Regions from separate parts of the Homo sapiens genome. Here region 1 is linked to region 2. Evidence: chromatin contacts called from ENCODE Hi-C or POLR2A ChIA-PET data. All regions are on one chromosome and are shown on one strand. The core of a region is the stretch at or near the end of the contact, and the rest is flanking DNA. Distances in the headings are between cores, read along the strand shown.

The links. Hi-C counts contacts between places; a loop is a spot of excess contacts on that map. ChIA-PET counts read pairs that join two places held with the same protein, here RNA polymerase II (POLR2A). Pooled maps may share reads with other maps.
Region 1: a loop to region 2 is called in a map of dorsolateral prefrontal cortex, with 2.5 times the contacts of the local background. The contact joins the enhancer-like site here to the promoter of GNE in region 2. A Hi-C loop is called at or near these places in 8 of 168 maps with a recorded cell type or tissue (dorsolateral prefrontal cortex, endometrial microvascular endothelial cells, heart left ventricle and 3 more) and 7 of 50 pooled maps. POLR2A ChIA-PET finds 5 or more read pairs at or near these places in 17 of 52 experiments (A673, AG04449, AG04450 and 14 more).

What each region holds. Positions count from the first base shown.
Region 1 is chr9:36,216,344-36,219,905 of GRCh38, reverse strand. It overlaps GNE (glucosamine (UDP-N-acetyl)-2-epimerase/N-acetylmannosamine kinase), which reads left to right. Exons shown (of 12, transcript NM_005476.7): 10 at 1-68; 11 at 1,607-1,723; 12 at 2,306-3,562. The coding sequence ends at 2,541. Among named protein-coding and RNA genes, the nearest start is that of CLTA, 27 kb to the right of the region's middle. Within about 2 kb of position 1,250, at least 2 of the 41 ENCODE cell types and tissues checked have a DNase peak (open chromatin) inside an H3K27ac peak, as active enhancers do; they include dorsolateral prefrontal cortex, where a contact is called at or near this core.
Region 2 is chr9:36,257,052-36,260,659 of GRCh38, reverse strand. It overlaps GNE (glucosamine (UDP-N-acetyl)-2-epimerase/N-acetylmannosamine kinase), which reads left to right and starts at 2,212. Exons shown (of 12, transcript NM_005476.7): 1 at 2,212-2,339. It overlaps LOC124902150 (a long non-coding RNA gene), which reads right to left and starts at 2,050. Exons shown (of 3, transcript XR_007061473.1): 1 at 1,909-2,050. RefSeq lists an enhancer at 1,782-2,011 and a silencer at 2,312-2,471.

The sequences.
Region 1 (3,562 bases), core at 1-2,500, 40 kb after region 2:
CCATGGGTGCATTGAAGCATACGCCTCTGGAATGGCCTTGCAGAGGGAGGCAAAAAAGCTCCATGATGGTTGGTGTCCCTCTCTCGAGGAATTAAGTAACCAAATAGTAGACAAGTACTTCAAAGTGGAAATTCCAAAGACAGCTGAACACTGAAGCCAGAAGTTTCCCCCTTTTCACTTCTTAGGGAAAGAGCAGGGCTCCCTCGCACTAAAACTGCACAGTCTTCTTGGCTGACCCATATTGCCACTCTTCCTCCCCAGGGGTGGTGGTGGACAGAGGTCTAGAGTTCCAAGACAGCAGGGAAGATTTCCTTCAGTTTTGTTTTCTCAGCCAGTATCACAGGGAGGGTACTTAATACACATTTTAATGAAGAAATAAATGGACAAAACATGTTATGTATATATCACACATACATGCACTGTATGTGTAGTATATCTGTGCTTCATACATAAAAACAGTGTAGATTTTTGGCCCCCAAAACCAATTTGTGAGCATATGCTGAAGGAAAAGAGATGGGGAGTGGAGGCCGAGAGTGCAGGAGAGAAGTGTATAGAGCCCTACAGTAGGGTTCTGAAGAGGTGGGAAGAGATGAGCTGCAAAGCCAGGCAGAGGGTCCACGAGAGGGCATGGCGAGCCGAGATGATGGGTGTATGGGACAGGAAGCAAAAAGGTAGGGGATCACTGCCTGGTGGTGCCCCCTATGAGAGAGGTAAGAAGTATGCTCGTCTGTTGGCAGTGGGGGTAGAAGGACTGGGAAGGTGGTGAAGGTATAGAAAAGCGCAGTCAGAGAGAATGGGTGAGAGCTGTGAGGGCCCAGGGGAGACAGGAGACCACCAGTTGATGTCTAGGTTGCAGTTTGCACAGCTGGGGATTTTTCTCCTTCAGGGTCCAGATATTCTAGCAGATTAGTAGGAGGCAGATTGATCTGAGTTGGTGACGGGCAGAAGACAAGGACTACAGATAACCACAGAAATACCTGCTGCTTACTGAGCATTTACTGTGGCCAGCACTTAACTAAATACTTTATGTCCATGATCTCATTCCGTTCCTCAAATAACCCTGCCAGGGGAGGCACTACTGGTCTCATCTTCTAGGAAGGAGGAATGTGTACAGGTGAGGTGACAGGCATGGGGTCATGCAGCTGGGAGTGGCAGAGCTGGCACTGACCCCAGGCCTGTGTCTGTTCCTCAGCCACTGTGCCTCGCTGCCATAGAACGCGTGGCGCTGGCAGATGGCACAGCATTGTGTCTGGGATGAGTAAGGAAGGAGTGAATGTGGGAGGAGGGTGATAATTTGGAGAAAAGAACACTTCAAAGACTGTCTGCTACTGGAAGTGAGAAGTGAGGGAGCCAGAGGGGTAGGAGGCTGTCGTCAGACTTGAGGTTTTTCCAGGAAGATAGGTTCTGGGTTATGTACAACCAATTAGCAAGAGGGTAGCAAAGGCTTTAGGGGCAGTGTATAGAGATGTTTGTGAACGATAAGCTTTGCAATTGTGAAAAGAAAACACCGTCTTCCCATGTAGGGGCTTGCTTTCCACAGGCCCAGTGGTGAGCTTGGCCTCCCCACAGCTCATTAGTGACTGCTTTTCCTTCTCACTCTGTTCAGAGGACCTGCTCTTGGTGGAAGGGATGTCAGTGCCAAAAGATGAGGCTGTGGGTGCGCTCCATCTCATCCAAGCTGCGAAACTTGGCAATGCGAAGGCCCAGAGCATCCTAAGAACAGGTGAGCATGTGGCTGCAGGTGGCTGTGCTGCAGGGGGTGGCCTCAGATATCATATGGCCCAGCCCGGCCCCAGAAGAGACCCTGCTTCCCTAGGGACAGGTGCTTTGCAGTGTCTGTTCAGAGGTTTCTTTCCTAATTACTCAGAGGTAAAAAGGGAATTGGATTCAAGGTATTTGGCAGCATTGCCTTTTTCAGCAGGTGGTTGGTTTGGTTTGACAACTATAAAAATGCTCCTTTCATTTTACAGGAAATTTAGAGAAATATAGGACAGTTGTAAGAAAAAATATCACTTAGTTTTCCCATTTGGAGGTATCAACTATTAACATTTCCTTCGAGTCTTTCTATTCATTTTTTTGCCTAGTGGAGATCATGTGGTACACCCGGCTTTTTCCACTTGAGGCTGTCACATGATCATTTTCTCATATTAAGAATCAACCGTGAACTGCTTTTAAAACACTGCCTCCCACTGCATGCCGTGGATGTTCTTTAACATTTCTGCTGCTGGCTCTTTTCTGCCTTCCTCTTTGGTATTTTGATTTTGGCTTCTCTCAGAAACTCATTTTAATTTTTGTCTCCCTATAGCTGGAACAGCTTTGGGTCTTGGGGTTGTGAACATCCTCCATACCATGAATCCCTCCCTTGTGATCCTCTCCGGAGTCCTGGCCAGTCACTATATCCACATTGTCAAAGACGTCATTCGCCAGCAGGCCTTGTCCTCCGTGCAGGACGTGGATGTGGTGGTTTCGGATTTGGTTGACCCCGCCCTGCTGGGTGCTGCCAGCATGGTTCTGGACTACACAACACGCAGGATCTACTAGACCTCCAGGAACAGACATGGACCTTCTCTCCAGAGCTCCTGAGTGGAATCAAGTTCTTGTCTTTAGGATGACCGTTTCTTAACAATCAAATCTGGTATTGAACTGCAGGTGACTTTGGCAGAGAAATGTTTTCACTTTTGGTCTCCTCTTCCAGAGTCACCTTTCCCCACTCCTATTTTTGTAGATGCTATTCTTTCTGATGTCTTCTTACTAGGGGTCATTTTAGCTCAAACCCTGTAAGTTACAGTCACAATTTTCTGTGCCAAAGCAGCTACAATAATAGAGAGGAAGCCTTCTTAGAACTCTGCTTACTAATGTATTAATACCACTGAGACCTTCAGGCCTTGCCTGGGATATCACTTCATCCTGAAGTTTGCATTAATAATCCTTCCAGGCCGGGCACAGTGGCTCACGCCTGTAATCCCAGCACTTTGGGAGGCCGAGGCGGGCGGATCACGAGGTCAGGAGATCGAGACCGCCCTGGCTAACATGGTGAAACATGGTGAAACCCCGTCTCTACTAAAAATACAAAAAATTAGCTGGGTGTGGTGGCGGGTCCCAGCTACTCGGGAGGCTGAGGCAGGAGAATGGCATGAACCAGGGAGGCGGAGCTGGCAGTGAACTGAGACCGCACCACTGCACTCCAGCCTGGGTGACAGAGCAAGACTCCATCTCAAAAATAATAATAATAAATAATAATAATAATAATAATAATAATAATAATCCTTCCAGCTGGGCGCAGTGGCTCACGCCTGTAATCCCAACATTTTGGGAGGCCGAGATGGGCGGATCACCTGAGGTCAGGAGTTCAAGACCAGCCTGGCCAACATGGTGAAACCCCATCTCTACTAAAATACAAAAATTAGCCGGGCGTGGTGGCATGTGCCTGTAGTCCCAGCTACTCGGGAGGCTGAGGCAGGAGAATTGCTTGAACCCGGGAGGCGGAGGTTGCAGTGAGCCGAGATCATGCCACTGCACTCCACCCTGGGTGACAGAGCGAGACTCCGTCTACACACACACA
Region 2 (3,608 bases), core at 963-3,462:
CTCACCTTGTGATCCGCCCGCCTCGGCCTCCCAAAGTGCTAGGATTACAGGCGTGAGCCACCGCGCCTGGCCAATTTGTGTTGTTTTAAAGACCCTAATTTTGTGGTAATTTGTTACAGCATATGTGAAACTAATACACCATTTATAGTCTGGTGAGTCTGTCTTCAGATTCATATATCTCACTGCACATTTAATAGCTTCATGTGGCTCACAGGCATCTCAATCATAACATGCCCTAAATTAAAACTTTACTTTTTTCTTCCCAAACCAGGTCACTCTCCCAGCCTTTCTCATCTTAGCACACAACCAACCACCCAATTCCTAATGGCAGAAACCTGGAAGTCATTTCTTTCTTTCTTTCTTTTTTTTTTTTTTTTTAAGAGATGAGGTCTCGATCCAGCACCCAGGCTGGAGTGCAGTGGTTTGATCGAGCTCACTGTTGCCTGGAACTCCTGAGCACAAGCGATCCTCCCACCTCTGCCTTCCAAAGTGCTGGGACTGCAGGTGTGAGCCACCACACCTGGCCCGGAGGTCATTCTTGAGTCTTTTTCCCTGTCATCCCCTTATATCTAACCTATAATTAAGTCTCATCAATTTTACTTCCAAAATAAACATCATATCCATCCACTTCAGTTGAGTTTCACTGCTACCAATCCATTCTCCACAGAGCAGCCAGTGTGATTTAAAAAAGAAATCTGGGCCTGGTGTGGTGGCTCATGTCTGTAATCCTAGCACTTTGGGAGGCCAAAGTGGGCGGATCACCTAAGGTCGGGAGTTTGAGACCAGTCTGGCCAACATGGTGAAACCCCCGTCTCTACTAAAAATACAAAAATTAGCCGGGCATGGTGGTGTGTGCCTGTAATCCCAGCTACTCGGGAGGCTAAGGCAGGAGAATTGCTTGAACCTGGGAGGTGGAGGTTTCAGTGAGCTGAGATCGTACCACTGTACTCCAGCCTGGGCGATAGAGTGGGACCCTGTCTCAAAAACAAACAAACAAACAAAAAAGAAATCTGATAGCACTTCCTTGCAAAAATCCCTTAATGTCTTTTCTTTTGTGGCTAATGTGACCTTTTCGTGGCTCCAAGCTAGCCACAGGAGAACTAAGAGTTCATAAGTATTTTACAAATTAGAGCTTCATTATTAATTGAAATGCATCACAAACTGCAGTTTGATGAGATTTGAAATTTGCTGTACAGCAAGAAATCTCAATGAACTGTTAGACTTAGTTTCACCTGTGGTAAATTTTTAATGGTTGTAAAAAAAAAAAGATGTTAATATTTTGTATCATCAACTTCATTCAAAGTTTCTTGTCAATGGTGACTCAGGAATCTGTTGCCCAGGTTGGTCTCGAACTCCTGGCCTCAAGCTAGCCTTCTCACTTGGCTTCCTAAAATGCTGGGAGTGACTCAGAAATTTGAAAGGGTCATTAAAAAGTCTTAAAGCCTGATTCGGTGGCATGGTCCTGTAGTCCCAGCTACTCAGAAGGCTGAAGCCAGAAAAGATGGCTTGAGGCCAGGAGCTCGAGTGCTGCCTGGACAACATAGTGAGACCCTTGTCTCAAAAACAACAGCAACCCAAAGTCTTATTTATCTTCAGGAGCTGCGCAAGCCCTTTACCACCGCCACGTTTCTCCCTGGATGTCCCTAGGCCTCGGGACTGGCTGGGAGTTCCCTGTAGTGGAGGCCGCCGCTGAACTGATTATAAAGATGAGAGAGGCTCTGCCATGCCTTGGTCATCAATTCACACTCCACCAGTGTCTTCTAGCAGTCACGGCAAGGGTTAACGTCAGGGACCGCTGTGGGGTGGCCGCGCTACACGACAGTATAGTTGCGGTCCTGGTTTATGAAATAACTGAGGGAACAAGAGGCGCAAGAAATCCCTCCTTGGGTGCAAGACCAAAACAACTACCCAGCGGGAAGACTCGGGCTTCAGTGCGTGTGTCGCCAGTGGAGGAGGACGCTTCGGGGCGGGAGCACAAGCTGGCAGGACAGCCCCGCAGCAGCTCCAGCGCGGCAGAGGCCATGGAAGATGGTCCGCTGGTCAGCACCCTGCCTGCGCCTCAAAATACCGCCGGGAAGGTGGGGGACGGGGACGGGAGCAGCCAATCACGCGAGCTCTCTCGGGTGGCGTCAGGGCGCGATCGCGGATTCGGCACTCCGGGTGGGCGTGGCTGGGCGAGCGAGGAGTGGGGACAAGGTCGAGCGACGAGTCGTCTACCCGCGCGCCCGAGCGCGGAAACCGAGGGGCAGGCTCGCGCTCTGCCTGCTTCGTGGCGCTTGGTTCGTCCCTCGCCCGAGGAGCGCGGTGGCGGCGTGGGAGGGAGCCTCTGACGGCGTCTGGTGAGAGCCGCGCGGCGGCGTGGGACTCCGGGAGAGCATCCTGCCCACCCCCAGGGCCGCCTCCCCCGGCCTCCTGCCCCAGGCCTCCCCTCCCCGGCCGCTTTCCACCCCACCGCGCCCCGAGGCCCACACTGGACCCGGCTCTCGCCCAATGTCCTGCAGGCCTCACCATAGGGCACCTCTTTGGCCCAATTCAGGGCTCCGCCGTGTGGCTCGGGGTGGGCCCTGATGAGCAGGGGAGGGGATGTAGAGGGAGGCCCAGGTTGACTTGTCCCCTGGAACAGTGCTGTCCAATCAGGGGGGATGCTGACTGTCCCGTTAGGAGCGGGGCGGGGCGAGAGAGGGTGGAGAACTGCCTGGCAGGCGAGCTGTCCTGGCGTGAAAAGGCTGGGCTAAAAGGTCCCCTCCCTGCTCTGAGTCTACATTCTGAGTCTGGGCTTCCTTGTATATTTGAGAAACGTTAATTCCCCGCCCTCACCCCAATTTTTTTTTTTTTTTTTTTTTTTTTTTTTTTTTTTGAGACTGAGTCTCGCTCTGTCGCCCAGGCTGGAGTGCAGTGGCGCGATCTCGGCTCACTGCAAGCTCCGCCTCCCAGGTTCACGCCATTCTCCTGCCTCAGCCTCCCGAGTAGCTGGGACTACAGGCGCCCACCACCACGCCCGGCTAATTTTTTGTATTTTTAGTAGAGACGGGGTTTCACCATGTTAGCCAGGATGGTCTCGATCTCCTGACCTCGTGATCCGCCCACCTCGGCCTCCCAAAGTGCTGGGATTACAGGCGTGAGCCACCGCGCCCGGCCCCTCCCCCCAGTTTTACGCTTGTAAAATTGTTAGAACACAAGAACGTATTTTTTACTACTCTGGTAGGAGGGGTGGGGTACAGTTTCGCAGTATAGGTAACTCGTTAACCCAACTGTAGGAGCGCCGCAGTTGAAGCCAAACCGAATTATAGCGTCGGAATGGGGCCCTGACTTTCAGACAGCTTTATATAGCTCTTTCCTTCTTATTCCTTTGAGTCCCATCCTCATTGCACTGATGAAAGGGCGATTTATCATGTTTTCGAGGAAGATTTGTACTCATGGATGTTTATGGAATGAACAGACACAAGGCAAACACTGGGTGTGGGACAGTGTTCTGAGCGCTGAAGTCATTCAGACAAGGGTTTGATTTTCGGTTCTCTCAATGATGAACTTGGGTTCAAGTAATTCTCCTGCCTCAGCCTCCCAAGTAGCTGGGATTACAGGCGCCTGCCACCATGCTCGGTTAATTT